Regions from separate parts of the Homo sapiens genome. Here all the other regions are linked to region 2. A link is a loop called in an ENCODE intact Hi-C map of the cell type or tissue named here. Cell type or tissue: gastrocnemius medialis. All regions are shown on one strand. Each heading gives the region's core, and the rest is flanking DNA. Links, peaks and the distances in the headings are about the cores only.

Evidence for each region. A loop is a pair of places that touch in the nucleus more often than their neighbours do. Peaks named below come from ENCODE experiments on the same cell type or tissue, not always from the same donor. Only the 100,000 strongest peaks of a DNase experiment are listed, where the experiment ranks them.
Region 1: it touches region 2 in a loop (4-fold over the local background); 2 of 110 quality-filtered maps call a loop at or near these places.
Region 3: a loop joins it to region 2, with 6 times the contacts of the local background. A loop is called at or near these places in 7 of 110 quality-filtered maps.

The regions. Positions count from the first base shown.
Region 1 is chr18:11,173,852-11,184,739 of GRCh38, forward strand. No RefSeq gene overlaps it. Among named protein-coding and RNA genes, the nearest start is that of PIEZO2, 30 kb to the left of the region's middle. In gastrocnemius medialis, for the core only: no CTCF peak of the experiment used is centred there; DNase peaks (open chromatin) are centred at 3,901, 5,210 and 5,500; H3K4me3 peaks cover 650 bases; H3K27ac peaks cover 5,646 bases.
Region 2 is chr18:11,855,788-11,866,675 of GRCh38, forward strand. It overlaps GNAL (G protein subunit alpha L), which reads left to right. Exons shown (of 12, transcript NM_182978.4): 6 at 6,608-6,662; 7 at 8,746-8,819. LOC124904251 (a long non-coding RNA gene) reads right to left here and starts at 4,724. Exons shown (of 2, transcript XR_007066297.1): 1 at 3,557-4,724; 2 at 1,374-2,339. RefSeq lists enhancers at 1,076-2,275, 1,283-1,840, 5,558-6,464. In gastrocnemius medialis, for the core only: a CTCF peak has its summit at 4,541; DNase peaks (open chromatin) are centred at 1,554, 1,874 and 4,314; H3K4me3 peaks cover 2,607 bases; H3K27ac peaks cover 6,469 bases.
Region 3 is chr18:10,529,327-10,540,214 of GRCh38, forward strand. NAPG (NSF attachment protein gamma) reads left to right here. Exons shown (of 12, transcript NM_003826.3): 2 at 1,444-1,511; 3 at 3,385-3,469; 4 at 4,210-4,227; 5 at 5,140-5,170; 6 at 10,436-10,545; 7 at 10,662-10,728. Among named protein-coding and RNA genes, the nearest start is that of NAPG, 8.7 kb to the left of the region's middle. In gastrocnemius medialis, for the core only: no CTCF peak of the experiment used is centred there; no DNase peak of the experiment used is centred there; H3K27ac peaks cover 873 bases.

The DNA.
Region 1 (10,888 bases), core at 1,285-9,284, 680 kb before region 2:
AATCAAGAATTTTAGTGTAAGAAAAATAAGTTGGGATATAAGATAAAATGATTTAGGAAAAACAGTAGTGCTAAATTTGAATTGCAAACATCAATATTAGCTCATGATTTTAAAAAATGTGTATTTATAGCTCTCTTCTGACAGGGTCAAGAAGCAATAATGTCCCAGTGCCAATTAGCATACCAGTGCCATTTTTGGCTTTCTAAGAACTATTTTTCAGTAGATGAAGAAATTCAGACTCAGAAGAGAAATGGCTACCCCAGATCCGGGACAAAGAAAGTATGAAGTAAGCTTCTGACATCTTGTGACAGAAAACAAAGGCTCAAAGAATGACACGGATTGGCTCAAATAACCCAGGAGACGGTTGGAAGGGATCTGCCCAGGTGAGCTTTGGGAATTTTGAACATTAACAGGAACAATCACTGATTTGAATCTTGGATCAAAAAAAGAACATACTATAAAAGATGTTCTTGGCAGGGCGTGGTCGCTCACGCCTGTAATCTCAGCACTTTGGGAGGTCGAGGTGGGTGGATCATTTGAGGTCAGGAGTTTGAGACCAGCCTGGCCAATGTGGTGAAACCCCGTCTCTACTAAGTATACAATTAGCCGGGTGTGGTGGTACACGCCTGCAATCCCAGCGACTCAGGAGGCTGAGGCAGGAGAATTGCTTGAAACCAGGAGGCAGAGGTTGCCAAGTGAGCCAAGATCGTGTCACTGCACTCCAGCCTGGGGGACAGAGCAAGAAAAAAAGAAAAAGAAAAAAAAAAGACATTCTTGGGGCTTTGGGGAAAATTTGAATATGGATTGAATGTTAAATTATATTTTTAAATTATTGTTTTTTAATTAGATGTAATAATGGTATTGTTGCAGAAGGGCCTTATTTTTAGGACATACCTGCTGAACTCTTTGGAGTGAAATTTCATGATGTCTGTAATTTATTTTCAAATGCTTAAGACAATAAAAATCGTATATATACACATATCAAATATATTATACATAATATATATGATTACATGTGTACACACACACAGAGACAGAGACAGAAACAGAGGAAGAGGAAACAAATGTACATATATAATAAATGTTAAAAGTTTCTGGATCTGCATGGAGGACATACAAGTATTTATTGTATTATCCTTTCAACTTTTTCTATACAAATAAAAATTTTCAAAAAGTTTATGAAAAATTTAAGTATTAAATAATTTCAAAACAATGGAAAATTCCAATGCTTTTTCATCAAATATGTAGAAAATGCTCAATAAAACTCTGTTGACATTAAGATAATCCTTTTAATTTAGTTATCTCCAAGGGAAAAACTGCTAATAGGATTAGATTTTCGGAGAAAATTACGCCTCATAAATATTTAGACCTTAGAAAGCCATGAAAGCAAAAAGACTTCTAATTTTTGAACAGTTTATGTACTTTTGTCTATGCATTTTTAAATGACTTTAATGTTTAAGATTGTTCATATGTCTCATAGGTAAAGCTTCTGATTTTCAACACTTTAAAAAATAAAAAAGATTAAGATTATTTTAAGAGGTTTTATGAAGTTTATGAGAACTATGCAGCAATTTTGTGACTGTGTAGCTTGGTATGCACCTAGTATTTTGGTTTGGTAATTACGGAGCTATGGTATTTAACATCATAGTTTTACAGTTTTGTAATTGTATTCTGCAGCCAAGAGGAGAAGCAGCAAACCATTTTTCATTCCCCTTTTTCCCTAAGAGAAAGAATAGAACAGCAATGAAGGCATTGTATTAAATTAATATGAATCTGCAAATTCGGATGAATATAAAAAGTAGGTCTTCCTGGCTTTGAAAGGACTTGCTGTAAAATGTTCCCATAACTCTCCATCACACTTTTTCCTTTCCTCGTCCCCTTTTCTCTTTCCTTTCCCCTTCCAAGTTACAGCTTTCACTATTTCCTTCAAATTCAGTTTCTCTGGAGCATTTTCAGAATGGAATGGAACAGATACAAGTGACTGGGATTGTCCCATGACAAAGATGAGAGAAAAAAATATTTCTGGGAGATCAAAGACAAACAGGCCTCAGCACACAGATTTCGGTCAGCACAAGTTTCTCTGCCAATTTATGCCCAGCCACGGGGGCCCCCTTCACCATCCCAGTGAAAGAGCAGGTCTTTGTTCCATCTGTATTCCTACCTCTGCTTCCCTCTCCTTTTCTTTGCCTCCTTTGCTGCCCCATTGTCACTTTCACTTCAATATACAGTATCATTGAGCCCAGATAGTACATCCTGGACCCTGGAACCCCAGGCCCGTGTCTCCTTTCATTACTTAAGGCCCTCGAAAGACACAGAGGTTAGAGTGGGTGACCAGCCTAAGGAAGGCAGTCATGAAGAAATCTCTGAAATTAAAATGTGTTGAAAAATTCCCTGTAGTCCTGTGTTCTATGTATAAACAGGATTAAAGTTATTTGAAAAGTAAAGGAAACCACATAATCACATGTATATCAAATGCAAAGCAAAAATTGTGCTATAGACATGTTAGCAACAAAGGAGAGACATAGAGCTCGAAAACAATAACTATGTTCCGACCATGAAGAGCTTCGTGAATCTCTCAGTCACCGTCAGAGTACAGACTCTCTTTTCATAATATCTTACACCTGTAATAGCAACTTAAGATTTACAACCTGGACCCCAGACATAGCTTGGCAAGTGCCTCCTCATTTAGGATAGTAATATTAAGTGTCTCTTGGAATGTTTGCATTTCTCAGGGTATGCCACTTGGTAAATTCCATGATGATTTGGCAAAGTCTGTCCACGCCCTCCCTCTGTAAGGCTCTCAGGATTGCCATCTGAAGTGATTCCATATGACTCAGACCATCCCTGGCCCCCACATCTCCTGCAAAAAACATCAGCAGGCAGTGCAAAGTTGAATAAAGCTCAAGAGAACCATCAGGTGATAATGCATTTTCCTTGGAACATCAGTCCTGAAATAACCTCGAGTGTCCGGGTCAGGCAATTCCCCTTGGAAGCATCAAATAGGCATTATACCCTGGAAAACAGAAACACTGGACTGCCCCCAAGAAGAAACTGAAAAGATACCAAGTTAGCAACGCCACAAAGCCACAAGCAACCTGCCTCCTTCCTCCTCTCCTGCTCTTTTGATTAAAACATCAGTCATATGCACAGTGTTCAGAAAACATTGCATTATGATCTTTATCATGGAACTTATCACTCCCAATGCTGAGTGCCTCTTTCCTCACTGTCACCACAAGGAAATTCTGCACTCCTTGATGGAAAAGGGCTGTGTCTTTTTCTTTTTTCTTTTTCTTTTTTTTTTTTTGAGACGGAGTCTTGCTCTGTCTCCCAGGCTGGAGTGCAGTGGCGCGATCTCAGCTCACTGCAAGCTCCGCCTCCTGGGTTCATGCCATTCTCCTGCCTCAGCCTCCTGAGTAGCTGGGACCACGGGCACCCGCCACCATGCCCGGCTAAGTTTTTGTATAGTAGAGACGGGGTTTCACCGTGTTAGCCAGGATGGTCCCGATCTCCTGACCTCATGATCTGCCCGCCTTGGCCTCCCAGGGCTGTGTCTTTTTCAACTCTGTGTACCCAGAACATAGTAGGGTGTTTGGCACATAGCAGGCACTCAATATATAGCTGCTGACTGAATAAATGTTAAATGGAGGACTTGTCAGGTAGTCTGTTGGAATAAGGACATTAACACAGAAATCATTGTGAGCACTTCCTGCTTTGCAGGCACTATGTTAGAAACATGTTTACACTGTTTCATTTAATCCTAACAGTAACTCTGCAAGACAGGTGACTTCATCTCTGGCTGACAGAGGAGGTTATTCAAAGAGGAAGAGGTCAGACAGATGACCACGATCAAGCCCAGAGAACAGCAGAACCCCGTCTCTCGGGTGCCATAGACCTGGCCCATCCTGTCCTCAAGGGGCTGGATTAGCAGAGAGAAGGCACAGGTGACCAAATGGCCAAGAGCTATGACACGTTTCGCCCTGATTTCTGCCTGGCTGTGGTGGAGATCAGTGCTAATAGTTATGAGGAGGGAGAGAGGGATGAGAAGGTTTAATCTGAGTTGTGAGAGACAAGGAGAGTGGGAGAATCTGGCTGACCTTCATTATCTGCAAAGACAGGAAAGACTCCGATGGGGACACAAGGTGGTTCTGACTGAGGTCAGGCTGCCCTCAGGAAGGCCGGGGTAAGAAGTCCAGGAGCCGAAGTGGGAGAGTCCGGCTCCTCTGCTGGATGGAGGTGCCCTAAAGGGGGTCGCAGAGAGGCGGAACCTCATCAGATTTGCGATTCAGATTACTTTCTCTCTCTCTCTCTCTCTCTCTCTCTCTCTCTCTCTTTCTTTCTTTCTTTTTCTGGTGTCTTGCTCTGTCACCCAGGCTGGAGTGCAGTGGCGTGATCTCGGCTCACTGCAAGCTCCGCCTCCCGAGTTCAAGCCATTCTCCTGCCTCAGCCTCCCGAGTAGCTGGGACTACAGGGGCCCGCCACCACGCCCGGCTAATTTTTTTGCATTTCAGTAGAGACGGGGTTTCACCGTGTTAGCCAGGATGGTCTCTATCTCCTGACCTCGTGATCTGCCCGCCTCGGCCTCCCAAAGTGCTGGGATTACAGGCCTGAGCCACCGCGCCCGGCCCCAGAATACTTTTTCTAGCAACAGTCTGGAATGGTACTGATCCTGGAGACAGAATATGAAAAAGATCCTAGTTAAAATTGGAAAGAAAGATGAATGAATGTGGGGGTAAGGAACAGAGAAGAATTAAGGATGATCGCATTTCAGTGAAGAAGTGGAGAGGTTGATTGCAGAGGACTCAAAAAAAGCTCCATACGTAAATAAAGTAACATGATCAGATAATGTTTTGAAGAATTAACATATGTATTGTATTTTGATTCTGTGATTCTTCTCATCAGGGAGTTTGCCAGTGGCCCCAAGGGCCCAAGGGGAATTGCCAAGCCCATGTCATTCACTGCTGCAGAAAATCCCTGAAGACATAAGTGGTCCAGCAGTTTTTGCATCCAGGTCCTTTGATTGTGTTATTCCTTGTCACTTTGTCACAGTTTTCTCTGACTTAAATCAACCAGGAGAATAAATCAAACAGCAAGAGTAACCGACACAACGATTTCTGCCCAGCACAACCCACAGCTGGCTGAGTCTAGGTTCCATGGAGCGGGAGGGTGTGGGTGGCTAGCCATCCTTGTTACGCAATGGCAAGGTTGCTGGCTGAACGTCTTGTTGATGAGGTTTCTAATTTAAGGGGCCTGATAGAATGCTTATTTAGGATTTTGTAATGTGAGAAACAGACAAGTTTTGGTTACACTGGCGCTCGGCAGAGATAAGAAAATACACACGTGGTTCAATGCAGCCTTTCTTGTGGCTCTGGGGCCTGGTGCCCTTTCACAACTAACTTGCTGCCTCAGGACAGTGAGGCCATGTAAAAGCACCCCGTCCAGCTCACAGGAATCCCAGGAGGCTTTACAGTCACCATTTAGAGTTCTCCTTTGGGGTTAGTGACGGCATGAACGCCCACAGCTACGTACCAACTGAAGTCAGAGACGTGGTTTTACAGTGGAGCCAACTGACGTCGAGGTGGGCATTTCTCCAACATTGCCACCTCTGCTTGGTGCAGACAGGAGAAGCCATGTGGCAGCTGTCACAGATGACTGCAGTGGGAGTGTGGAAGGTGAGGACTTATAGGGGACTACCCAGGGAATGGTCCACATGACCCTTTGTGGGGCCTTACTAATGCCAGGACCTAAGGGGTACCATGTAGAGCTTTGTAAATTAAATATAAATAAAATAGGGTGGGTGCAGTAGCTCACGCCTGTAATCCTTATTCTTTGGGAAGCTGAGGTGGGAGGCTCACTTGAGCCCAGGAGTTTGAGATCAGCCTGGGCAACACAGGGAGACCCTATCTCTACAAAAAATACAAAAATGGGCTAGGCATGGTGGTGTGTACCTGTGGTCCCAGCCACTCAGGAGGCTGAGGTGGGTGGATTGCCTGAGCCCAGGAGGTTGACGCTGCAGTGAGCCATAATCATGTCACTGCACTCCAGCCTGGGTGACAGAGAGAGCTTGTCCCTAAAAATAAAAATAAAAATAAAAATAAAAATAAAATAAATAAATAAATAAAAGGAAAAGATACTGCCCTTTTGTAGGAACTGGTCATTCTGCATTCTTTTTCATCTGGAAACCTCATTTCTCTCCTTAAAGCTCATAGTTGCAAGGACAGAAGGACTGCGTTACCTATAGAATAAAATCTTCATGCCACAACACCTATGGCTTAAGGAACGAGTGTCCAAGAGAGCCACAGGAAAAACCAGGTTGGCATGAGATTGCAGTAGGCTTCATGAACAAGAAAGTTACAGCTACATCCAAAGGAGATTTTCTGGCTTCGCCCTCTAAAGCAGGCAATGAAACCCAGGGCTTAAACCCCAGGGCCAGTGACTCCACAGGGTGCAAAACCGCCTGGGCATGATGATTTATGGACCTGTCAAACACTCAGCAGCTTTCTGGTGTGTTTAGGGCACAGCATCTCAGAGTGCATAAGTCATTATTATGAATGCTGGGCTGGGGTGCGTGGGGACGGCTCTCAGGCCCCTCCATGGGCTCACAGGCCTTCTTTGTTGAGCCTGGCAGAGTCAATAGCAGTAAACTCTGAAGCCCTCATTCCTCTTTGAGTTTACTTTACATTTGACTCAGAAAATAAAGTCAATCAAATGTTCTAAAGATCATATTTGGTTCATATTTCGTCCAGACTTGCTCAGTTTTAGAAAAACAAACTCATTTTCAAGGAACTTGATCTTTGTCAATTTCACCGAATCGTTCATATCAAAATATAGGAGTAACTTAACAAGGATATTATTAAATTTATATGCATTCATAATATATGCTTTGCTTTAAAAGACAAATAAGATGAGAAAGGTCTTTAGTGATTTTTAAGAGTCAGCCTATGGGACACAGCAATAAATCCATTCATTTTACGAAGATATATTCTGTCAGTAGTGATATTCTTCTTGAGAAAAATCCATCTCAAGCATCTAACAGAAGAAGTCGAATTAGCAGAATGCTGTGTGTTCCAAGAGTTTAATGATATTTCTGTTATTTTTGCTTTAAATCCAGAATAAAAAGAGGTGGGTTACCATTAGATCAGTAATTAGGCCAATTCATTCAGCATGATTTAATCTATTATACAACTAAATTACAGTACTTTTGAATCCAAACACCATTTAGAACAATCTTTCTATTACAAAGACCAGGTTACAGTTTAGGATATTAGGGAGAAAAATGTAACCCACACACCTCCTCTGTTCATTGCATAGTAACTGAGCCTAGGTGACCAATTTGTGCCAAGCGATGAACCTTCCAAAAGTCTCCTTCTGGTGATGACTTCTCTTGCCCTGTGGGGCCTCCAGCCAGTAAGAATAGCGGCAAATCTGGGGGCTTCATGGGGTTGTGGGCTTAGAGCTGGGAACGGGACAGGAAGCCACAGGGGCTGGGCAATGATGAGAAGCAGAGACATTTCTGTCTCCATCCCATCCCATTTCATTCTCCTCCTGGCATGACACCAATAAATATTCAGCTGAAAGATTGATTCACAGATGAGAAGTGAATGTGCTTTTCCCTCACTGCACTAAGGAATTAATTATTTGTATTTGTTTATCTATTTTTTTCTATTTTCTTTTTTTTTAATTATACTTTAAGTTCTAGGATACATGTGCAGAACGTGCATGTTTGTTACATATGTATACATGTGCGATGGTGGTTTGCTGCATTCTTCAACCCATCATCTACATTAGGTATTTCTCCTAATGCTATCCTTCCCCTTGCCCCCCAACCCCCAACAGGCCCTGGTGTGTGATGTTCCTCTCCCTGTGTCCACTTGTTCTCATTGTTCACCTCCCACTTATGAGTGAGAACATGCAGTGTTTGGTTTTCTCTTCCTGTGTTAGTTTGCTGAGAATGACGGTTTCCAGCTTCATCCATGTCCCTGCAAAGGACATGAACTCATCCTTTTTTATGGCTGCATAGTATTCCATGGTGTATATGTGCCACATTTTCTTTATCCAGTCTATCATTGATGGGCATTTGGGTTGGTTCCAAGTCTTTGCTATTGCAAATAGTGCTGCAATAAACATACATGTGCATGTGTCTTTATAGGAGCATGATTTATAATCCTTTGGGTATATATCCAGTAATGGGATTGCTGGGTCAAATGATATTTCTAATGCCTCTTGCTCATGTTAGACTTTCTTTTGGCCATCAGTACACACCCTTGACCATACTATACATTTAGATTAGTAAAATGTATGAAAATACATGAATAAATCAATGGTATAATTGATGACAATGGAGGCTCAGGAGGAATTTGTTGATTTTCTTCTGGCATTAGAAAAATCATCCTCAGAGCCTATTATCATATTACATGTGAAGAATAACAAAGAGTTGGAATGCTTTATAAATAAGATTTATATATGTATATATTTCTTATATAAAAATGTGTATATGTGTGTGTATATATATATATAAATTATATATATAAAATTTCAGGGACCTCTAAAGCAGTTCTTTGCATAACACTGTGTGACAGCTGGAGGACTGGACATTCAAAGAATATACTTCAGATCCCAAATATTAAGACACCTTTCAATTCCAGGAATATCTACTCTGTATGAGACTGAGCTTGTTTGCAGGGACTCCCTTTCTCCACCCAACTCACAGATGACCTTCCTTGAAAGTGATTGTGAAGGAGACACAATCAGGACCTCATAGAGGACCTTGTGTTTGCTTTGTAACCAAATCTTGACTTTTTATTGATGTAGCCAATTTCATGTTAAAAAAGGTTGGGCTTTTACCCAATCTGTTACACTAATCATACTCATACATTCAGAGCAAGGTGCTTGAGAAGTAGACTCTTCTTTGGAGACAAATTGGGTCCCAGCCAAGGGAGGGCAGGTGGAGTCCTTTCTCTCTGACCTGGCTTGGAGAAACCATTGGTTTTAAGGGTCAGAGCCCTGCAGAGAAGGAGCCTGGGGGAGACCTGTGGTGTCTGGGACTTCTACTTCCTTACCCCACATTCCAGCTACTGCTTGTTCCTAAACACTTCTGCAAGAGTGAAAAGTCTCCTTAATTTATATTCTGGAAGTAGTATCATCTGGGGAAGACTGCTGAAGAAAAATAACACCACCATGAGCCTAAGCAGGGGTCAAGGATTTCTATTTTACAGAAGAGCTCAGGCCAATTTTGAAATGATTAGGAAACTGTTCTAGAGTAATCACCCTCAAGCCTTTTAAACTACAGCCCACTGGAAGAAATAAATTTTACTTCTAGACCATGCATACACATGTGTGAAACCAGAAACAAATTATTATTATTATTATTATTTTTTTTTTGAGATGGAGTCTCGCTCTGTCACCCAGGCTGGAGTGCAGTGGTGCAATCTTGGCTCATTGCAAGCTCTGCCTCCCGGGTGCACGCCATTCTCCTGCCTCAGCCTCCCGAGTAGCTGGGACTCCAGTCATCCCCCACCACGCCCGGCTAATGTTTTGTATTTTTAGTAGAAATGGGGTTTCACCGTGTTAGCCAGGATGGTCTCGATCTCCTGATCTTATGATCTGCCTACCTTGGCCTCCCAAATTGCTGGGATTACAGGAGTGAGCCACCACACCTGGCCCAGAAACAAAATTGTGCGGAATGATATTTATCTTTACCATATATGATGTAGTCTGTTTGCGATTTTTTCTATTTTGTTAAAAAATTTTTTCTGGTTGTGACCCATTAATGGGTTGAAACCTCCAACTCAATAGATAATATGTTTCTAATGTCACCTTCAAGAGAGGTTATTGTAATGAGCAAACTTCTTCCATTTCGATTCTATCATTACACATTGTAACCATCACTATTACTTTTTTCCCTGTGTCATTTAACCCCACTGAGAATTACTGGAAATTGTTCAGTCAATTTTTCTGCTTAACTACCATTCAAGCCAAGAATGTGGTATGTGACTCAGTGCGCATAGGCAAGAGTTTAGCTTTTCATTATTTTCAATAGAGTCTTACAGAAGTGGGAATGATTTACAAGTTTCAGTTTGTAGCACATGTCATGCTGTGGATCAAATGTATAAAATAGAAGAGAATTGAGGGAGGCTATCTGGAAGAATATTAGATATGACAAGTACTTTAGGTACTTATATTTCTAAGATCTCTGAGTCCTGGAATATTTAAAAGGACAAAAAAAGGAACAGTGTAAGGCTGATATAAAAATATTTTAAAACAATGAAATGATTCCTCAGGTATACCATAGAAATTATTAAATGTTAAGTAAAGCTTAGAAGAAATCCTAGAAATGATATATTCCAAGGTAATCATGCTCATTTTCCTTTAGATTGGTACAGTAAAATAGAACAGCACACTCATGTTCCACTTCTTTGATTATCCTTTGTAAAATTCTATATTTCAAACTCCTAAGGAATGGCACTGACATTTTTGCAAGAGTAAATATGCTTAAAAATTTGTTATGCAATGCATGGTAGACCTATTCAGGCTCAGATAATGTAAAATGAGAAATAAACTACACTTACAAAACCACTTTGGACTGGTCTCTAAAGCTAACCTTCTATTTAAATGCCTAATTTAGCTTCTTGCCATATATTAGTTTCTGCCAAATAATCTTGATGTACCAAATGTTCAGAAACAGATATGCAATTGTGGACTAATCAACTGATTCAATTCACTTTAACTTTTTCTCGAGACGAAGTTTCACTCTTGTTGCCCAGGCTGGAGTGCAATGGCGTAATCTTGGCTCACTGCAACCTCCGTCTTCTGGTTTCAAGCGATTCTCCTGCCTCAGCCTCCCGAGTAGTTGGGATTACAGGCGCCCGGCACCACGCCCAGTTAAATTTTG
Region 2 (10,888 bases), core at 950-8,949:
CATGAAGAAACCCCGTCTCTACTAAAAATACAAAATTAGCCGGGCATGGTGGCACATGCCTGTAATCCCAGCTACTTGGGAGGCTGAGGCAGGAGAATTGCTTAAACCCGGGAGGTGGAGGTTGCGGTGAGCCGAGATCGCGCCATTGCACTCCAGCCTGGGCAACAAGAGCGAAACTCCATCTCAAAAAAAAAAAAGTGCTGAAAATAAGCACCAGTCTGATAAGAGAACCTTATTAACTGAGCATAGTATCAGCATCAGCTGGCCAAGCACACTATAAAGCAGAAGGGAGGGACTTCCTCTGCAAAAACACAACATCCTCTTGGCAATTCTGTAGCCAAAGTCCAAAGCTCAAGATCTTTATAGCAAAAAGCTGCAAGCCAGTGGACACTAAGGAAACTGATGAGCAGACCCCTGTTTTTGTTTTTGTGTTGAATCAACTGACTGGAATTAGCAAAATGCTGTCTGGTTTACCTAGGTTTGTTTTTCTACATTAGATTGCAAATTCCATAGGGAGCCCGGGCCAGGCAATGTCTGTCATAGTGTCAGTCTCTGGGCCTGGTGTGGTGCCTCCCACAGTGGGCTCCTTGCACTGCATAGCAAACGTGTGCCTGGCCTGGGTGGTCACTCCTGATAGTGCCTCGAGCTTTCTGATGACAGCAGACAGGCAGGTAAAGCAGGCACCCTAAGCGCACAGAGTCCCAAGTATGGACACTCAAGAGCTGTGTCCTCTTCCTTCACAGCATTTGTCCACAATGAAATGTTTGCCTCTGTTCTTCAGGGTTTGTACATCCTCTCCCTGCTGAGAAATGCCAGGACAAACAATTCAGCAGTGTTTACTCAAAATGACAATACAGGTGGGGCGTGGTGGCTCACACCTGTAATCCCAGCACTTTGGGAGGCCGAGGTGGGCAGATCACCTGAGGTCAGGAGTTCGAGACCAGCCTGGCCAACAGGGTGAAACCCCGTCTCTACTAAAAATGCAAAAAAATAATTAGCCAGGCATGATGGTGCACACCTGTAATCCCAGCTACTTCGGGAGGCTGAGACAGGAGACTCCCTTGAACCCAGGAGGGGGAAGTTGCTGTGAGCCATGATTGTGCCACTGCACTCCAGCCTGGGTGACAGAGTGAGACTGTCTCAAAAAAATAAAAATAAATAGTTTTTTAAATTTAAAAACGTTTTAAATGACAATCCAGGGAAAGATTTAGTCCAAAACATGCATGCCATGTGGGGCTTCTTTCTAGAGATGAGAACATGCTTCTGCCCTTAAATGATATTCAGTACAGATAGGTAGATAAAACATACAAAGAAAAAGAAAAATGGACAAGGCGTACCCAGATGTTAAAAAAAAAAATCAAGAACACTTAAGATCAGGACTGTTTACACAGTTTATGTTATTTTATACCTCAACCTTTAAAAAGGATTAAATCACAGTATAAGGCAGCATGCCATGCTCACCAAATTGTGAAACAGTAAGTGCCGGAGGAAAGGGATATTGTGCTGTGTCATGGCAGTTAGAAGTGGCTTCCCAGAGCCAGCAGGGTTTAATCTCAGGTTTCAAAGGGGGAAAAAAAGCAGGAATGACACAGGATCTGAGAGGCCAAAAACTACAGGGAGTTTTGACTGGAGTGGAGGGTTCACGTGATGTTAAAAGAGACTGAAGGGGAGACTGGACAGACTGCAAAGGGCTGGAGGCCACATTAAAAGTGTGGACTTTACCCCATGGGAAGGAGGAAGCGCAGGAGTCATGAGAAATGATGGTTCAGGCAGAGATTAGAGCATAAAGCAGGGAGGTGGGGAAAGCCAAGAGGAACACGCTCTTGGATGACGAGTCACCATGAATCACTGATCACCTGGGACATGGTTCAGCTGCACATGCTGACGCAGTGGGTCTGCCAGTGACGCCGATATGCTGCGAGTCTGGGAACCCCTTTTAAGGAGCAGGGAATCTTAACTCTGGCTGTGCATTACAACTGCCTGGTACTTTGTCACCACGTGAGTAATGTTTTTCTCCACCAGTACGAACTCCTGGGCTCCAGTGATCCTGCTGCCTCAGCCTCCTGAGTATCTGGGATCCATCTATATTTTTATGTCTTGTAGATAAATATCATGAGTCAAATTTCATTAACATTGGGAAAAGTTTTTTACTTGCCTTGACAGATTTCCAATTGCTATATGTTTTCACACACAAAAAATTTTAAATACATGGAAATTCAGTTGGTACTTTTTTTCTCAGATCCAGTAGTTTGATTACAAAGGCATTTAACAGAATAGTTTTCATCTTTTCATGACTCTCCTTGTTCCTCTTCATGATCAATTCCATGGCCATAAGAATTCTTTGACGCCAACAACAGATGGGATATAAACAGTGCATTGTTACTTTTGCTAATATCAAACAGAAGGGGGATCTAAATGAAAATGAAAACATTTCTGCAAACATGAGTGTCCTCAGCTGTCACAGGAAATAATGAAAAAAAAATCAGAGTAAATTTCTTTTTAACTACTTCCTTATAGTGTCTACAATGCAAGTGATTTTTTACAATGCTAATTTGGTATAGTTTTGCACCTCTGCATCTAATAGTTGGAGTGAATAGTCTGCAAGGGATTTTTAGATCTGCTTAATTCTTCTGGTCAGCATGCAGTGGCATATTTAAGGAGGCAATGTTATAACCCTTTAAAATGTAATCATATGCAAAATTCTATGTATGATTTGGGAGACCCCTTTAAAATTCTCTCTATGTATGTAATCACAGAAGCCCCAATTTGAAAAAGTACTCCTGCAACATGCTTGGAAATATGCCAGTTGAAACAAGGATCAAGGCAGAAGGCTGGCAGAAATCTACCACTCTATTATTTATTCCTTAGAAAGTCTTTCAAAGAATTGGGGGCATATTCACATTTTGGGGTGAATATTCACATTTTATTTTCATTGCACAAACTTGAAATGCATGAACTCGGTACCATTCAGCATCAGCAACAAATCAGAAGCAGCTCTTGGAAATGTTCAATGAGACCTCCCACGTCTCACTTAGATCTCTGAGAATCAGAGCTGGAAGGACTCTGAATATCCATTTTGGAGGTTGGCGACAGGAGAAGACCCACCAGCCTCATCACTGTCAGCATCTCAAAGTCACTGGTCTTTCATAGTGCACAGGAAGATGCACTCACACGTCCTCTCATCACATCTCTCTAGCACTCCAGAGGCATTTTTTGGTTAACCATACTTCATTCTTTCTACTTAGACTAGTTATTATCATCTGAATACATTCACCACCTACCTCCAACCTATGTGCATCCCATTTTAAATAGGTTACTTCCTAAACTCTAACTATAGCCACAGGCTTCATATTTAATTTTCAGTTCCTTCCAGCTCTTTTCATCAGAGCGAATTCATTTCTGTATCCTTTGCTCTGGACCCTGTCAAAAGTTGCGACCATTTCTGATTACAACTGTTGTAGCCTGTGAGGGAAGCAGCCTTCTCACCCAGAAACCCATCTGACTGTCCAGCCCCAGTTCAGAGCTCCCGTCCCACCCCGGCAGAAACTTCTCCTACCTTCTCATGGATTCCAAGGTCTTTTTGCTCCTTTGTTGCTGGATGGTCAGGAACTCAGTGTGTCCTTCCACCACGCTCTTCACCCCACCACATTCCAGGCCAGCAACCACCATGCCAAAACTGCATTGTACTTTCCAAACCAGGCCTCAGGCAATGGCAGGGAATTCCTGCCTCCAGGCTCCCAAGTCTCTCCAGCTCCCAGAGGGTCCCTTCCCTTTGTTCCTTCCCCTCTGGAGCCAGCTCCACACCCTTGGCCAACTCACCAACCTTCTGGTGCGCAGTAGCACCTCCCAGAGCTTGCAGCACCTATTCCAAAGACACCACTGGCTGATCAGGGTCCCTTTGGCCTCTCAATAGCCCTGTCACCTGGGCCATACCTCTGCAGAGCCAGGAGCAGTTGACATTCTTTTTTTTTTTTTTGAGACGGAGTCTCACTCTATCGCCCAGGCTGGAGTGCAGTGGTGTGATCTCGGCTCACTACAACCTCTGCCTCCCGGGTTCAAGCGATTCTCCTGCCTCAGCCTCCCAAGTAGCTGGGATTACAGGCATGCGTGCCACCACACCTGGCTAATTTTTGTAGTTTTCGTAGAGACAGGGTTTCACAATGTTGGCTAGGTTGGTCTCAAACTCCTGACCTCAGGCGATCCACCCACCTCCACCTCCCAAAGTGCTGGGATTAAAGGCGTGCACCACTGCACCTGGCTAACATTCTTTAATGACTGCACACCAGACAATGCAGTCACAGACACCACTCCCATAGCCTGTTTCCCTTGGCTTCCAGGGAAATGACTCATTCATGACAGTTGAGGTCACAGTTGCCCCCACTGTTTCCTATCGCTATGAAAGGCCATCCCAAACACCAGCAGATCCACTCCTGCCCCTTTGTGTATTCTGCTTCTGGGTTACTTGCCCTGGGGGTGCCAAACCCAAGTTCATGGGTGAAGGCTGCCAAAATGTCATCCCATGGCCATGCCTCAGTTTTGGCCACTAGGGACTGTCTCTAGCTTTCCAAAAGGAAGGAGTTAAGATGTCCAAGGAAATTATGTAGTCTTACTGTCTTTGGCCAAGTGGTTCCTAAAATGGACCCCTTTTGACCTCTGTAGGGAAGGAAAAAGAACTTCCCTCTTTCCCATTAGGTTCTGTAGCTGAGTGAACTAACAAAGACGGATTAACAGGAGGAAAGCATACACATTTTATTTAATATTTTTACATGCACACGGGAACTTTCATAAGAAAAATGAAGACCCAAAGAAGCTGTTAGGACCGAGAGCTAATATACCCTTTTAACAAAAGATGATAAATTTATGGAGAAGTGACACAGGAGAAAGGTTCAAGTTTCTAGGGGCAGTCATTGTGGGGCAGTGACTAATGAAAGACAAGGGTTATTTTGGTGGGTTTGTACAGATCAGTTTCAGGGTGGACTCCGAACCCCTGGTGATAAGAACATTCTCCTCTTCCTGGTACAGGGCAGGCACGTTTCTTAGGGAAGATTTCATGACCTGCTTTTTGGGACAGAGCGGGAGGTCAGCCAGCCAGCCAGCCTTGCAGCTGAGGCTTCTCAAGTGCCTTCAGCTACAATTAGTCAACATGCTGAAGGGCTCATTGTGGGGTGGCGTTTTGTGTTCTGAACCGTTTCGTCTCCCTCTTGCCCACACTGAGGTTCACAGGCGCCTGCAGAGGAGCTGGTGTGGGAGGATGGGGAGATTGGGAGGCAACATCGCCTCCTCTGCATGAAATGCTCATGGGCACATGTCTGCTGCCTCTACCTACCAAAGGACAGAACCAGCCAACTGGCATGGCAGGCAGGGAGCCAGCGCAGCCTCCAGGCCGTCCATCCTCTCTCCTCAGTACCAGGGCCTCCCGTCAACGCCAGCACCAACAGAGAGCCTGGGCCCCCCCGACCCCTCCCTCCTGCTGGCTCTCCTTCTTCCTTCTAGGGTCCCTGCTGCCCCTCTGTCTCCAGAATTGTCCCCTGCTTGCCATTTAACCCATTCCCAGTGCTTGTTGGTCCCCGAGGGACCCAGCCTCTCAGCCCTCAATGGTCACCTGTCCCAGCCGCGGAAGGAGAAGGGGACAGAGGACACTGGTTCATTCCACCATATTTACTGGGGCCAGGCCTGCACTAGGTGCTGGGGACTCCCAGGTGGACAAGACAGAGACCTGCCCTGAGGGCCTAACATGTTAGTGGAGAAGATAAATAACAACAGATCAACCAAGAGTCAGTGGGAAACGTGCAGCCTGGATAGATGCCTTGGTAAAGCCAGGCTGGCACAGAGAGGGCGGGGGAGGCCTGTGCAGGGGCCGTGGTCACTCAGGAGAGGGAGCTCGGCGGCCTCCCAGCTCCCTCTCGGAAGGGTCATCACCCAAGAGCGGCGCACAGCCTTCCTTGGCTCCCATCCTGCCTTGTGTGGGACACAGTGGGCGCCAGGCAGATCTGACACCAACAGGCGTCGCCAGGTTTGCCAGCACACACACTCAAATATGCACACTCACGTTCTCGCTCTCGCACACTTTCCGCACATACTCTCACACTCACCCTTACACTTTTACACATTTACTCTTGCACACCACATACTCGCTCTCCACACTCAGTCGCTCTTACACATATTCACGCAGTCATACACACACACACACACACACACACACAACATCTGGATTTGATTAGGAAACTAAAGGGACATCTGTCACCTTCCATGTTTTGTTTACATTGCAACACATTCTTGTACTCGCTTAGCCTTGGACGGGAGGCTCCATGCTCTCTCCCAGTTTCTGAGTAGCTCCCACCCCCAGCGCTGTGGCAGTGGAGAAGAGAGGGGAGAGAAGGCAACATTAAAAAAAAGAAAAAAAAAGAATGCAGTTCTCCCTCCCTGGGTCAAGAATGTTGCATTATCTAGACAGATACAAATTCAGGAAACAAAGTAAGAACTCACTTCAGCTTCTTGGCCTGCCCCCATCCTTGCTGTACTTGGGTGATGTCCCATTAATTTCTCCCCAACCCCAGGGGAAAGTGGGCAGAGAACAGGCCTCAACCCTTGCTGGCTTTCTTTGCAGCTTCCTGGAAAGAATCGACAGCGTCAGCTTGGTTGACTACACACCCACAGACCAGGTATGTGGAATTAGGGTCCCCCACCACACACCAGAAACTTTGAGATTCATTTCCAATATGATTTAATGATTATTTCAGAATGAATTAAGGAAAAATCCTTAAGATACCTACTTTTTGCAAATTGTTTGTACTGCCCTGTGTGTGTGCGTGGATTGGTCATCAAACCTTGTGCCTTGCTCCCCTGACTCTAGCACTTAGTGATTATCAAAATTGCCAGCATGCAAATGAGTTTATCTGCAGATAAGGAATATGCCGTTCCTTTTCCTCCTGGAGCTGTCCTCAGGAAAGCGAAGTCTTTACTTCCTGGCTTCATAAACTATGCCCATTCTGTTTGTGGCCCTGGGCCTGGGGGGTCCCATATCACAGTGAACTTTCCAGGTGTGACCCAGAGCATCCCCTTTGGGTTGAGTCAAAAAAAAAGCACTCCACCATTTTTTTTTTTTTTTTGAAATGGAGTCTTGCTCTGTCGCCCAGACTGGAGTGCTATGTTGCAATCTCTGCTCACTGCAACCTCTGCCTCCCAAGTTCAAGCGATTCTCCTGCCTCAGCCTTCCAAGTAGCTGGGATTACAGGTGCTTGCCACCTCGCCCAGCTAATTTTTGTATTTTTAGTGGAGACAGGGTTTTGCCATGTTGGCCAGACTGGTCTCAAACTCCTGACCTCAAGTGATACACCTGCCTTGGCCTCCCAAAATGCTGGGATTACAGGCGTGAGCCACCGTGCCCAGCCCACTCCACCAATTCTTAAATAGCAGAGAGGGAATCTTTGTGCCCCTTCGACCCTCGGGCAGCTGCAGAGACTTGGAGAGCCCCCGGATTGCTCAATTCAGGAGACTTCAGGTGCTTCTAGAGCCAGTGAACCCCAAGGAAGTTAGAGGGATGTCTCTGTTCAAACCACACTCTCCAAACTTCCCCCAGAGTCTGTATTCCCTGCAAGGCCTTGGCCCTGGGCCCCCAAGGTGGGAGGTCTGAGGCCTGAGCTTCTCTCTCTCCCATGAAGTTTATCCTCTCTAAGGCTGATCCTGAGAGTTTGAAATTATCTGACAAAGCAATGGAGGCTTCCTCGTCTTGAGTCAGTCCCTCAACTAACTTACCTGTCCTAAACAGTTCTCGTTATACTAAAATGGGAGGACCACCTCCCATGTTCCAGAATTATTACAGAATGGCTGCTTCCTTAAAATCACATGGATTTGGGGGTCAGGAAAAAAAAAAACTCTGACATCTGCCAAATGTACCAGGGATGCCAGCTTTGTGAGGCTGCGTGGCTTTCTCGTCCCCTCGGGGTACCACATCTTTTATCTTGGAGGAAACAGAAATGTGCAGGGAAGAGAGAATAAATGAAATCAACTAGCATCCAGTTCATAAGGCTGAAGACTTGTGAGTGCAGAGTTACACTTCCTTTGGTTTCTCACCCAAGCCATCGTGAGTTTCACCCAAGCCAACAGAGCACCAGCAGGGATGTCCCTCTGGAATGCTGATGCCCTGACTGTGGTTGTCAGGTATATGTTAGTAAGATTCTTGCAGACATGATTTTAAGTCTTAAAACAAAAGCACAGTTATCAGGTCTCTTGGGGCCAAACCAACACATTAACTGTGGCTTTCTCTGGAGGATAAAACAGAGAACATTCGTCTGAGTTCTTTTTTTTTTTTTTTTTTTGAGACGGAGTCTCACTCGTCACCCAGGCTGGAATGCAATGGCGCGATCTCAGCTCCCTGCAACTTCTGCCTCTTGGGTTCAAGCGATTCTCCTGCCTCAGCTTCCCAAGTAGCTGGGATTACAGCTGCCTGTGACCACACCTGGCTAATTTGGTTTTTTTGTATTTTTAGTAGAGATAGGGTTTCACCGTGTTGGCCAGGCTGGTCTCAACTCCTGACCTCAGGTGATCTGCCCACCTCAGCCTCCCAAAGTGCTGGGATTACAGGCGTGAGTCACCATGCTCGGCCAATGTTGGTTCTTAATTGTTGTTTCCTTTACAGTGGAACAAATTATTTGAAAAATATTGATGAGGTATAGTTATACCCGGGCTTTACCTTGAAGAAGAACAGTAATGTAACTCAGCTTGTTTCCCTCTTCTTGTTCCCAGGACCTCCTCAGATGCAGAGTTCTGACATCTGGGATTTTTGAGACACGATTCCAAGTGGACAAAGTAAACTTCCAGTGAGTATGTTGTTAAGAGCTGCATGGCCCAGGGCCACATGATGTCCCAGAGCCGAAGGGCTGTGAGGTTTAAGGGGGCTTCATTCCTGAATGTGCATGGCAGCCCTTTCAGGTAAGAGCAGCTGGGGTGAAATTTGAACTCTAGCAAGAGTTGAAGTGTTGATTTTACTGCCTACTTTAAAGTAGAAATGAGGACACCTGAAAGGAAGGCAGTGTTTGCATCTGAGTTGTTGATTTGATTGGCCCTTTTTTTTAGATCAGGAGACTCATGAAATTTTGATCTTTCAGATGCACAGTCACAGGTTGAGAACTGAAATGAGCAGTTTATGTGTGTCTCCAGCCCATCTCTTGGGTTGCCCAACTGCAAACTCAGCCAAATGAGCTTACTTTCTTCATTTTGCTCCCTCATGATAAGACATTAATTCTCCCTCCACAAAGCTCTTTTCCATCCTCATAGCTATCACCCTAGTCCTGCTCCATCACTTCCCCCGCCCCTAGACTCTCTCGGCACAGCCCTGGCTTGTCTCCTGTCCCCTGGCTTACCCATTTCAGTCGCCCTTCTCAGTGCCACGAAATGAATCTTCCTACGGCACGGCCTGGATCGTGCTGTTCCTCTGCTGAAGAAGGTTCGGGGCTCACTACTGCTTGTGCACCGTATGACCCAAGCCCTCTGCCTATGACCAGCCCCGTCCCCAGGCCTGCTTTGTCCCCTGCCACCTGCCTCACCAGGCTGGGCTGTTGTCAGGACCCTTCCAGTTCTCCCAGCTTTTCCTGCCGTAGCGCTTCTGTTCATCTTGTCCTCTGAGCCTCAGATGCCACCTGTGCTAAGCAAACCCCACAAATCTATCAAAGCTTCCTTCAGGCCAGGCATAGTGATTCACGCCTGTAATCTCAGCACTTTGGGAGGCAAAGGCAGTAGGATTGCTTGAGACCGGGTGTTCAAGACCAGCCTGGGCAACATAGCAAGACCCTGTCTCTACCAAAAAAAAAAAAAAAAAATTAGCCAAGCTTGATGGCATACACCTGTGGTCCTAGCTACTCAGGAGGCTGAGGTGGGAGGATCTCTTAAGCCCAGGAATTCAAGGCTGCAGTGGGCCATGATTAGGCCATTTCACTCCAGCCTGGGTGACAGAGTAAGACCCTGTCTCTAAAAAAAAAAAAAAAAAAAAAGCATCCAAGCATCCCTCAAATCTCAGCCCATGGTGACCCCTTAGAATTCCCATTGCATATCTACTATGCAGCCATTGATGGTATACTGCCCTTTACCTTGCCCAGTCACCCTCAGCATGTCTGACTCGACTCTAAGGGACCTCAAGGGTGAGGTCCCTTAAAGCAAGAGTTTCATGATCTCCAGTGTGTTCTGAGACTCCTGCAGTGCCCAGCGCCCTCCTCAGTGCACAGGTGACAGACACCTACTTCCAGATTTCCCAAGAACCCTTCACATGGCCACTGTCAGGCTGGATAAAAGCCAGCTACATCTCTCTGCTGGGAGGCGCACAGTGCAGTATGGAGTTGGCGTGACTTGTGGTTTTGCCCACATCATAACCAAGTCCCTGGCATAGTGGAATTACTAACAATGAAGCTGTATCTCACATCTGTGATTTTGTTTGAAAGGATTCTGCTCATCAGCTCATCCATTTTCATCAAGTATCTCAGCGTGCCCCACGTGTGCTAATGTAAAGCGTACGGATTAAATTCTAATAGGATCAGCAACATACCCGCCCAGGACAAAAAAATCTAGCCCGTGTGGTCCTAAGGCACATGCATTATGTTTAGGGAGGGGAGAAATCTCAGAGGCAGGGAAGCCTGCGAAGGTTGGAAACATCCAGCAGAATCTGGGTAGGTAGAAACTCTCCCAGGGAGAAACGCCTTATGCGCTGAGCAGGGGCTGTGAGAAGAGGGGCCTGGGCCGGCCTGATGAAGTGCAGGGTGCAGCTGAGAAACTCTGAGAGAACTGGCTGAGGTCGCCTTGGCTGAGCGAGACCGGGAAGCAGCTCGGGCTGGGCAGAGCAGCCTGCACTGAATCCAGGCGTGATCAAGACCCAGTGCAGGTCACCAGGCAGAGGTGG
Region 3 (10,888 bases), core at 1,359-9,358, 1.3 Mb before region 2:
TATTATTTTTCTGAACAGTGAAATTCTTGGTAAGCTTGAAAAATTGCTTATTTTAATTTGAATCTTGTAACACTATATACACAAACAAGTTTTAGATGCTAAATATGTTGAATAAATTTAATTGGCAAAAAATGTTACTGTAGCTGGCTGGGTACAGTGGCTCATGCCGGTAATTCTAGCTCTTTGGGAGGCCAAGGTGGGCGGATCACTTGAGGCCAGGAGTTCGAGACCACCTGGCCAACATGGCGAAACCTCTTCTCTACTAAAAATACAAAAATTAGCTGAGTGTGGTGGCACAAGCCTGTAATCCCGGCTACTGAGGAGGCTGAGGCACGAGAGTCACTTGAACCTGGGAGGCGGAAGTTGCAGTGAGCCGAGATAATACCACTGCACTCCAGCCTGGGTGACAGAGCGAGACCCTATCTCAAGAAAAAAAAAGAAGCTATGACTTTGTGGCAGTTCCCATGGCTGTCACATAATGAAGGCTGTACTTCTGAGTGCTCATACAGATGCCTCATCTTTCAGTTAAGATACTCCCCTGAGTCATTTGAAGCAAGCAGTGTTCTGTGCAAGCAGGCCTTCACTAATTGAATGACATTTAGAATTTACGATGGTTTGGGCAATTTCTATGCACACCCAAATTTGACAGTTACTGAATTAGTTTAAACTAAGTCTGAAATTATTTTAAAATAAGAAAATAAATATTGAGGAAAAGGCAAGTAAGTTAAGGATTCAAAATTGATTGTCCTTTGGTTTGGCATCCAAGAAGCCAGTAGTGATCCTAGAAAGCAGTTTCTCTTGGCTTTTGTAATATCCTTCCCTTTCTGATTATCCTTCTTGTTTATGGGTGGCGAGTTTTCACTTTTTTTTTTTTTTTTTTTTTTTTTTTTTGCCTACTTCCTCTGTTGTTTCACTGAATGATTGTATTCCTTAGTCTTTCTGTTCTCTCTCTGCAGTCTCACTAGGGGATCTGATCTCATCTATGCTCTTGACATATGCTTATGATGCCTCCATTTATGTCTCTAGACTCTTGTCTGTGCGTCAGTTTCATGAATCCCTCTGCTGTCGATACTGTGCTTCAGAGGTTCTAAAGCTTTAATGCACCTTTGAGCTCGTTAAACCTCAGAGGTGCTGTAGGCTTGGGATGGGGTCAACAATTTACGATTTTAGTAAGTTCCCAGTTAGTGCTGATGGTGCTGGTCCAGGGACCATGAATTGAGAACCTCTAGGAGGAAAACCACGTACCTGTGACAGTGGGAGTGAAAGAGGTGAGGTTGTGTTTGTTAGGCCTAAGTTTGGATGGAGGCGGGTGACACAGAGTTTGTGCCTGATGGTTTCTCCTTTTTTTTTTTTTTTTTAAAGACCTAGAAGGTCATTACAAGCAGAGATCTGACTTATAAATGTGGTTGGTAACTCCTGTTAACTGTGTTTTTTTCATTCTAGCCTGAAAACTGGTTTTTTAAAATGGAAGCCAGATTATGACAGTGCCGCTTCTGAATATGGAAAAGCAGGTATTTTTGACTATAGTCCAGTTGCTCCAGTATGTAATCTTAAAATAGTCTGATAACTTCATTTCACCATAATACTTACTCATATGCTTTCTATAAGGCTTTAATAGTTAAAAAACAAACAAAACAACTGTGCAAGCCCTTGAGTTTTTTTCCACTTGTTATTTTCAGATGTGTTGAGAGCTGAGTCAGAGTTCCTGGTACCTGCTGTCTATGACAGCAGGGATGGGGCGGGGTTGGTGATACACAGTAGTGGGTTTTTAGCGTTGCTTATATATTCTTTAACTCCAGTTATTTGAATACCATATCCATGAGTTTTGCCATATTTCTCTATTATACTTTCTATTGAATTAGGAGTTTGTTAAATTTTTTGTTAACTTAGCCTCATCTTAACCTGATACGCAAATCATATGTTTGCTTGGTATTTTATGTCTTTTATGAACCTCACTTTGAGTGTATCTGTTCAGTGTTCATGAAGTGTTAAGCTATATACATATTTTAATCAATTTATCTTTATATAAGATATAAACAATCTAAAATATGCAACAGAAAGGGAATTTACTAAAAATGTAGCATTCTGAATTACAGAATGATAGCTTTAAGCATACCTGTGATAATTTGCAGTATAAATATAACAAAATTTTGAAGTACCTTGAACACATTTTCAGTTGTATTTCAGCGATAGCCCTTATCACATTTGTTAGCCTAGCATAGAGATCATCTGGGGCAAGTGCTTTTGGTTAAACAGCAAATGAGTCTTCAGTACTTTTATTTAAATCTGAGTAAATTCTGTTTTTTTGCATCATGCAAATTGTTTATCTTATACTTGAAAATTATTAAAAGTTCAAACTTTGTATGAATTTTGTGGACTACTCATGCAAGGAGGCTTCTGTAGCAGAAGGGAACAACATTTTGCAAGTTTCCTCTGTGAGGGAAATTTAACACAGATTTGTTTTCTGCCCCTCTGAGATCATGAATTACATTCAAAAATAAATGTTTTAGATGAAATTTTCCCCCTGAAGCATCCTTTGTTTATTTTCTTTAAGGGCTTATGGAAAACCTATTTAATCAGAATAAATTTTTTAAAAAGCAACATATGGAAAAGCAGGGAGGGGAATAGCTTCAGTATTTGGTTTTCACATTTTATTAAAGAGAATTTTAAGAGTGTTTTTAACAAATAGCACTTTTCTTAAAGCATTATGCTTTTTGCTTCTTTGTAAGCAACCCTTGATAAGTTTTCCAAAATTTGTAAGATCATATGTTATAAGCACTCCTGTTTTGTTTTGATGATTACACTTTTAAAACAGCTTTCAGTATGCTTTAGCTGTTTGAACAGTGAGACATCTTTTTCATAGATAGTAAACAGTATAAAAGATTGTTTTTTTAAAAAAATGCATTGTTAGACATTTAAAGATTGTGCCAAAAGGAAGGTTTATTATAAAAAACTGTTAAATGTGCTTATTGGCCCTCAGTTTCTACCTAATCGAATGACCTATACCCAAAATACCGTTTAAAGGTAAAACTGGTGAAGTAAGGTGCTGTCTTTTGTGACTGAAGAATCTGCCGGTTACTGGGGAGTATTGGGGAGTGTTGGTGTTAGAAAGACTTCTTGATTTTGAGTGGAAGAAACACTGATTTGTTGCCAGTAGTCAACAATTAAAAAAGAAAAAGTTTTAAAAATACTCGTAAGTTACCAATAATTGGAAAAGTTGTAAGGAAATTGCTTTAGAAAAAAGTAATATTTTATAGTTTTAGGATACTTCCTAAGTATTTGAAGTAAGTATGTTTATAATACTTCATATAAAATGCAGATTTCAGTAATGATTCATTTGAGGTTTTTAATGATGGAAATAGTCAATTTTTTTTTCTATTTCAGCTGTTGCTTTTAAAAATGCCAAACAGTTTGAGCAAGCAAAAGATGCCTGCCTGAGGGAAGCTGTTGCCCATGAAAATAATAGGGCGTATCTTTTTCAACTTTTAAAAAGAAATTAAACAATTAGATGATTTTGACAAGCTGTTTTCTCTTGCTGTAAATTTACTTTACTACCTGTGAAGTAAAATGTTTTTAAATTAGAAAATGATTAGAAAAATTCTGTATTTTTAAACTATGAAGGAGCGTTTATAATGAAGTTTGATTATAAGGTCCACACTGGTTCGCAGAGCTACAATACTTACTTTCTATTGTTTGTGATTTTACTTGATGATGGTTTTACTTGGGATGAAGTAAAGTAAATCTGTAGACATGTGCTGAAGAATGAAGAAGTAGCACAGGTATTGAAAACACGTGAACTACTGTATCAATTTTTTTAAATACAGTTTTCCTTAGGTATTTGAAATAAAAATTATAAGTAGTTTAAAACAGTACATTTTCTTGAGGTGTTTGCAAACTTATCAATAAAAAATGTTTCTCTTATTTGCAAACTGTAGTCATAATAACTTTGTACTTCAGTAAAACTTCAGATTATTGCGTAATAGAAATAGTTTAAAATCTGTGCAGTGTTTTGTTAGTGGTTTTGGGAATTATGTAGTTTTAAACTATATTGACAGGTATTGAATTACTTCTTTTTTACCTGTTTGTAGGATTTGTCTTTTGGAACCAACTGGGTCAGTGATTTAGTTAACTGTCTTTAAATAGTTGATCTATAGAAACTATTGATTTTTTTCTTTTTTCCTTAACTTTGACTTCGTTACTTCCATTCAGTCTTTTTCATGCTGCCAAGTAAGTATTCTTCATGTTTTCATGTATTTGCAAATTATGTTTTAAATGTTGCTGTTTTTCTGTAGGTTGGTAATTTTTTCCCAAATTATAAATTTTGTATTGATTTAAATAATAATCATTTCTCTTTGCTTCAGTTTTTACCTAAACCTTAAAAACCAAGACTTACTCCTAACTGTAAGATGTAAAGAGTTTAAATTAAATTTGCCATAATATTTTATTAGGAGCATTTTGTTCAGTAGCCTATGGGAAAAAAATAAGTTAGGATCTCTTTTTTCCTCTGTTTGATAGTTAATGGTGCCTGTGGAGATGAAGCAGGAAGCTTTCTCTTGCCTTGTGGAGAGTAGTTATTTGTTGGCCGAGGCAGGCGGATCACTTGAGGTCAGGAGTTCAAGACCAGCCTGGCCAACTTGGTGAAAAACCTCGTCTCTACTAAAAATACAAAAATTAACTGGATGTGGTGGCACGTGCCTGTAATCTCAGCTGTTGGGGAGGCTGAGGCAGGAGACTTGCTTGAACCTGGGAGATGGAGGTTGCAGTGAGCTGAGATCGTGCCTCTGCTCTCCAGCCTGGGCGACACAGCAAGGCTCCATCCCAAAAACAAACAAACAAACAAAAAAACTTAGGTTTAGGTTTGTCAGATGGAAATTAATTTAACCTTACTGAGCCTTACTTAATTTTGCATCTGCAAAATAAAATCTCTTTAACTCAAATGTCTGATGTTCTAAGCCATTATTCCCCACAAAAAAAGAATAAAAAATTATATTGTGTGGTAATATAAGCCTGAAGTGATATGTTGTGCATGAGCCCATTGTAATTGAAGTCACTTTCCTTACCAGTAGTTCCTCACCAGAAAGTTTCTTCTACCCCTTATTTCGTTAAGATCTCATCAGAGAAATTATATTCTCTTTGCAGAGCTTATGAGCAAGCTGGAATGATGTTGAAGGTCAGTAATGTTATGTCACAATTGTTGTGTAGGTAAAATGAATTAACTACAAGGTGTTAAACAAGAATTTTTGTTGAAGTTGAAAAGCTTCCTTACTGTAAGGCAAGAGGTGCTAAGTTAAGATTTTCTGTCCACGGTAACGTTAATTGGACCCATAGAATACATTCTGTACGTCTTAAGGAATGTTAAAAGTGAAATTTAAGAGAAAATGTATTGGAGTGAACTGGGAACACTAATGTTCTAAGCTCTATAACCAGGATAGATGTGTATTGCTATAAAAAGAGCTCTATGGGAAGTTTCTCTACTTTTGAGAAGGACATCTAAATGTAGTAAAATTTTATAAATATTAAAAAATTATCATACATGGGTTATAGAAGAGATTTTTACTTATGTGAATAACAGTTGGCAGCAGAAACAACCACAGATTTAAGCTTTTGCTACTTTAATTCATTCTGCATGGAATATTCCAACTAATGTACCTGTGCCACTGTTTGTACTTCTGCTCCTCAAAAGCAGGCCAGGAATTAATGTCCTGCTGTGGTGAGACAGAACATACTACTTTATGATGCTGACTTTCAAAGTATGCCAGCTGGCAGTTGAAATGAAGTATTTGTCTTTCTTTTTTAAAAATGTTTTTTTCTAAAATGGTAAAAGCTACTTTCAAGTATTTATTATAAAGCTTTGTTTTTAAGAACTTTTACCTTAGTAAAGCTTTTGTTTTTAATTTCTATGACTTTTATAATGTGAACTTACTCATTTTTTTAGTGAACACATGCTCATTGTAGACAATAAAAAATACCGAAAAGTTAAAGAATGTTAGTAATAGCTGTTAACATACTTAGTTTAAAAGATTTTATAGTCTTTGACCCAGGAATTTCAATTCTGTGAGTCTATCATCGAGAGAGAGAGATCAAAGATTTATGCATCAGGTTGTTTCTTGAAGAAATGCCAATTATCTAAATTTTGAATAATAGGAAAGTGAGGTTGGATGTAGTGGCTCATGCCTGTAATCCCAGCACTTTGGGAGGCCAACGTGGGTGGATTACCTGAGATCAGGAGTTCGAGACCAGCCTGGCCAACATGGTGAAACCCTGTCTCTTCTAAAAATACAAAAATTAGCTGGGCATGGTGGCGGGCGCCTGTAATCCCAGCTACTTGGGAGGCTGAGGCAGGAGAATTGCTTGAACCCAGGAGGCAGAGTTTGCAGTGAGCCGAGATCGTGCCATTGCACTCCAGCCTGGGCAACAGAGCGAGACTCTGTCTCAAAGTAATAATAATAATAGGAAAGTGTTTAAATAAATTATGATGCTTCCTTATTATAAACTATTATATATCCATTGAAATAAAGCTTTTCTGGCCAAACATGCAACTGAATTGGTATTTGGTGCCGCAAGTTAGGTTATTAACCACAGTTCCTTTGAAACCATAGAGTTTCTCTTACGGCCAAAGAAGCTGGGGATCTGCTCTGGTCTTCTTATGTCTCATTTTCCTCTGAGAATTAGGAAGCTCCCAGGTGGCTGTTACATTCTTAGTGTACTTCATGCCTGTTTAAGAAATGCTCAAACACTCTAATTCTCACAGCCTCAGTTTATATTACAACAGCTGTACTAAGACTTGAATCTTCATCAAAAGTTATTATTCAGGCATCATTTCCATTGCTCAAGTATCTATTTAATTTGAGGGTTGGAAAGGCACTACTTTGAATGAAAGAAAATTAACTTAGTGGATAGGGAAACAGATGAAGGAAAATGCTTTCTGGCATTGTCTTATATTTAAATTAAATGCCTTTGGACACTGTTGGGAGCACAGGACCCCTGAGCTACGTGGTCCACAATTCTGTGGGCTAAAATTTCTACCAATTTGTCATACAAACCTTCACACTGATTCACCAGAAAGGCTTGGGGAGTGCCATTTTGTAGACATATGCACAAGGGAAGCCACAGAAACTTGTTGGATCAACCTTTGGTTCTGTCACTTGATGACTGCTGTGATTTCATATCCTGTTTGCTCCACTGGCACACAGCCATTGAAAATAGGCATATTTATGGTGGAGGGTATAACTTTCAAGTAGGCAGCTCATCATTTTTTATGGAGAAGTATCAATATTGTGGTTGGACCTCTTACTCACAGCCTCACTTGATTTTACGCAAAAACAGGAAGATGTAGTTGCTAATTTTTAAACAACAAATAGGACTCGGATGCCATTTTTACTGCCTTCTAATGTATTTTTTGCTCTATCTACTGGGTAAAACTCATGACGAATAGTTCCTGTGGTTTTTTTATCCTCCCAAATGCTTTTATGTTGTAGATTCACATTATATATGTAATTAGTGGGTAGGTATATTTGGGGAGGAAATACAGTTGACCCTTGAACTACCCAAGGGTTGGGATGCCAACCCCTTGTGCAGTTGAAACTCTACATATAACTTTTTACTCCCCAAAAACTTTACTAATAGCCTGTTTTTGTTTTTTTTTTTTGAGACAGGATCTTGCTCTGTTGCCCAGGCTGGATTGCAGTGGCACAATCATGGCTTACTGCAGCCTCAACCTCCTGGGCTCAGGCGATCCTCCCACCTCAGCCTCCTGAGTAGCTGGGACTATAGGTGCATGTCACCATGCCCTGCTAATTTTTTAATTTTTTTGGTAGAGACTGGTTCTCGCTGTTTTTCCCAGGCTGGGCTCAAACTCCTGGGCTCAAGTGATACTTCTGCCTCAACCTCCCAAAGTGCTGGGATTATAGGCGTGAGCCACTACCCTACTACTGACTGGAAGTCTTATAAATAATATAAACAGTCAGTTAGTACATATGTTGTATGTTGTATGGAATATGTTTTATACTGTATTCTTAGAATAAAGCTAGAGAAAAGAAAATATTAAGAAAATCGTAAGGAAGAGAAAATATATTTAGTGTTCTTTAAGTGGAAGTAGAGCATCATAGGGCTCTTCATCCTCATCATAGTCTTCACGTTTGGGCTGAGGAGGAGGAAGAGGAGGAGGAGGAAGAAGAGGGGTTGGTTTTGCTGTCTCAGGTGGCAGAGGAGCAAGACAGTCTGCGTATAATTGGACCAGCACAGTTTAAATCTCTGCTGTTCAAGGTTCAGTTGTATTCTTTAAAAGCCAAAATGACCCTCAGGACTAATGTGTCTGAGAGAGATTTTGTTAGGTTTACCTCCCCTGTTCATTCAGATATTTTTCAGCAGATATTGTAGACTCGGATTCTTTCATTGACTTTTGGTTTTATAACAAAAAAAGTATTGTTTTTATTTTTTCACTGAGGTTTGGAAATGCATTAGCATTTCATTCTGCTTGAGTGAATGATAGCAGTCTTATTTCATACAGTGTCTTTCAGTCTGTGTTATTGTTAGTTTCCATAGCTAAATAATAAAGTTATGTTTTGGGGTTGGCGAAAATGAGACCAGTTTTGTTAAGGGTATCCTAATGAATTTGTCAACTTAGCAAGGGACTGAATAGGCAGATTTGTAAACCACCCATGAGATGTCAGTGTGGAGCCTACCTTAAGATACAGCAAGTCAACACTAAATAAGTTGCTTATGTAAACTTTATAACTAGCTTTTAAACGGTGTTTTTTTTTAAGTTTATTTTTAAAATGTTTGATTTGGAGATATTAGACATTAGGACTGCATGATCCTGAGATGTGTAGATTAATAGTAAGATACAGAATTTATTAGTCATGGAAGAGGGTTGCAAACTCAGATGAACTCAGGGTGTAGAGGAATAACTAAAATGAATGAGCAGCTGGGACGTGGAGGGCATTTGGAAGTGAAGAGCGGGGAGAAGCGCCAGGAGGTGCATGCTCATGTGGCGGGACAGTGCTGCCCAGCCCCAGCCTGTTGCCATACAGGGATGCAAGCCTGCTGATGCCGTAGCTTTTGATATTTTTTTGAAGAAAGCCATAAAACAATTTTCATGAAAGTATCTAATTTAAAAATACTGCATGGATCAAGCAAAACACACTTGGAAGTGAGATAGAGTCATTGGGCTGCCAGTTTGTGATCCTTGGCATAGGTCTTGTATGTAGTAGGGACTTGGTAAATGTTTAAAGAATAAGAAGTGCTTAGAAAACAGTAAAGAGCAAGGTTTTTGGTTTTTTCTATTTTCATAGATTTCCCAAAGGTCTGTGAAGTGATGATGAACTCTGTGTAGAAATTACCTGGTACCTTTTTGATTGGGTTTAATGAAGCTTGATTGGGAGAGTAATCATGTGAAGCATTTCATTTTAAATATCTTTATTGCTATACAATGTATTTGAGTCATTTACTTTCATGAATTAGGGATAAAATAATTGTATTTCATATCCTTTGCCCACTTTTTGATTGGGTTTTTTTTTTCTTGTAAATTTAAGTTCCTTGTAGAAAAAGAAGACATACAGCCAAGAAACATGAAAAACAGCTCATCATCATTGATCATTAGAGAAATGCAAATCAAAACCACAATGAGATCTCACGCCAGTCAGAATGGTGATGATTAAGAAGTCAGGAAACAATAGATGCTGGCCAGGCTGTGGAGAAATAGGAAAGTTTTTATACTGTTGGTGGGAGTGTAAATTAGTTCAACCGTTGTGGAAGACAGTGTGGGGATTCCTCAAGGATCTAGAACCAGAAATACCATTTGACCCAGCAATCCCATTACTGGGCATATGCCCAAAGGAACATAAATCATTCTATAGAAACGTATGTTTATACAGTAAACACGTATGTTTATTGTAGCACCATTTACAATAGCAAAGACATGGAACCAACCCAAATGCCCATCAGTGATAGACTGGATAAAGAAAATGTGGTACATATACACCATGGAATACTATGCAGCTGTAAAAAAGAATGAGATCATGTCCTTTGCAGGGACATGGATGAAGCTGGAAGCCATCATTCTTGGCAAACTAACAAACACAGGAACAGAAAACCAAACACCGCATGTTCTCACTCATACGTGGGAATTGAACCACAAGGACACATGGACACAGGGAGGGGAACATCACACTCCTGGGCCTGTCGGGGGCTGGGGAATAAGGGGAGGGAGAGCACTAGGACAAATACCTAATGCATGCGGGGCTTAAAACCTAGATGATGGGTTGATAGGTATAGCAAACCACCATGGGACATGTATACCTATGTAACAAACCTGCACATTCTGCACATGTGTCCCAGAACTTAAAATAAAAAATAATTGCATTTCAGATTGTTAACTCTGTTTTTCTTTAATTGATGCATTTGCTGACCTGTCTACTGTATCCTTTGCCCAAAGGAGATGCAGAAACTACCAGAGGCCGTTCAGCTAATTGAGAAGGCCAGCATGATGTATCTAGAAAACGGCACCCCAGACACAGCAGCCATGGCTTTGGAGCGAGCTGGAAAGTGAGTGTGAGATGGACAAGTCTCTGCATAGAAGTCTTGTCTTTTTGTTTTAAAGAGGTCCCTGAAAAACAAGTTTTCCATTTCTCATATAAGACATGTTTTCTTGTCTGATTCAGGCTTATAGAAAATGTTGATCCAGAGAAGGCTGTACAGTTATATCAACAGACAGCTAATGTGTTTGAAGTAAGTTTGAATCTTATTTTTTTCTTTAATTACTTAGAATGTTTAGATTAATAATATATAGGAAAATAGAGAAGTGCAGTGGCTACTTTTAAAACTTTTCCCTGCTCACAGTTGCACGCTATTTCTTTTCTGTTAGAGAGTAGTGAAATGAACTAGCAGC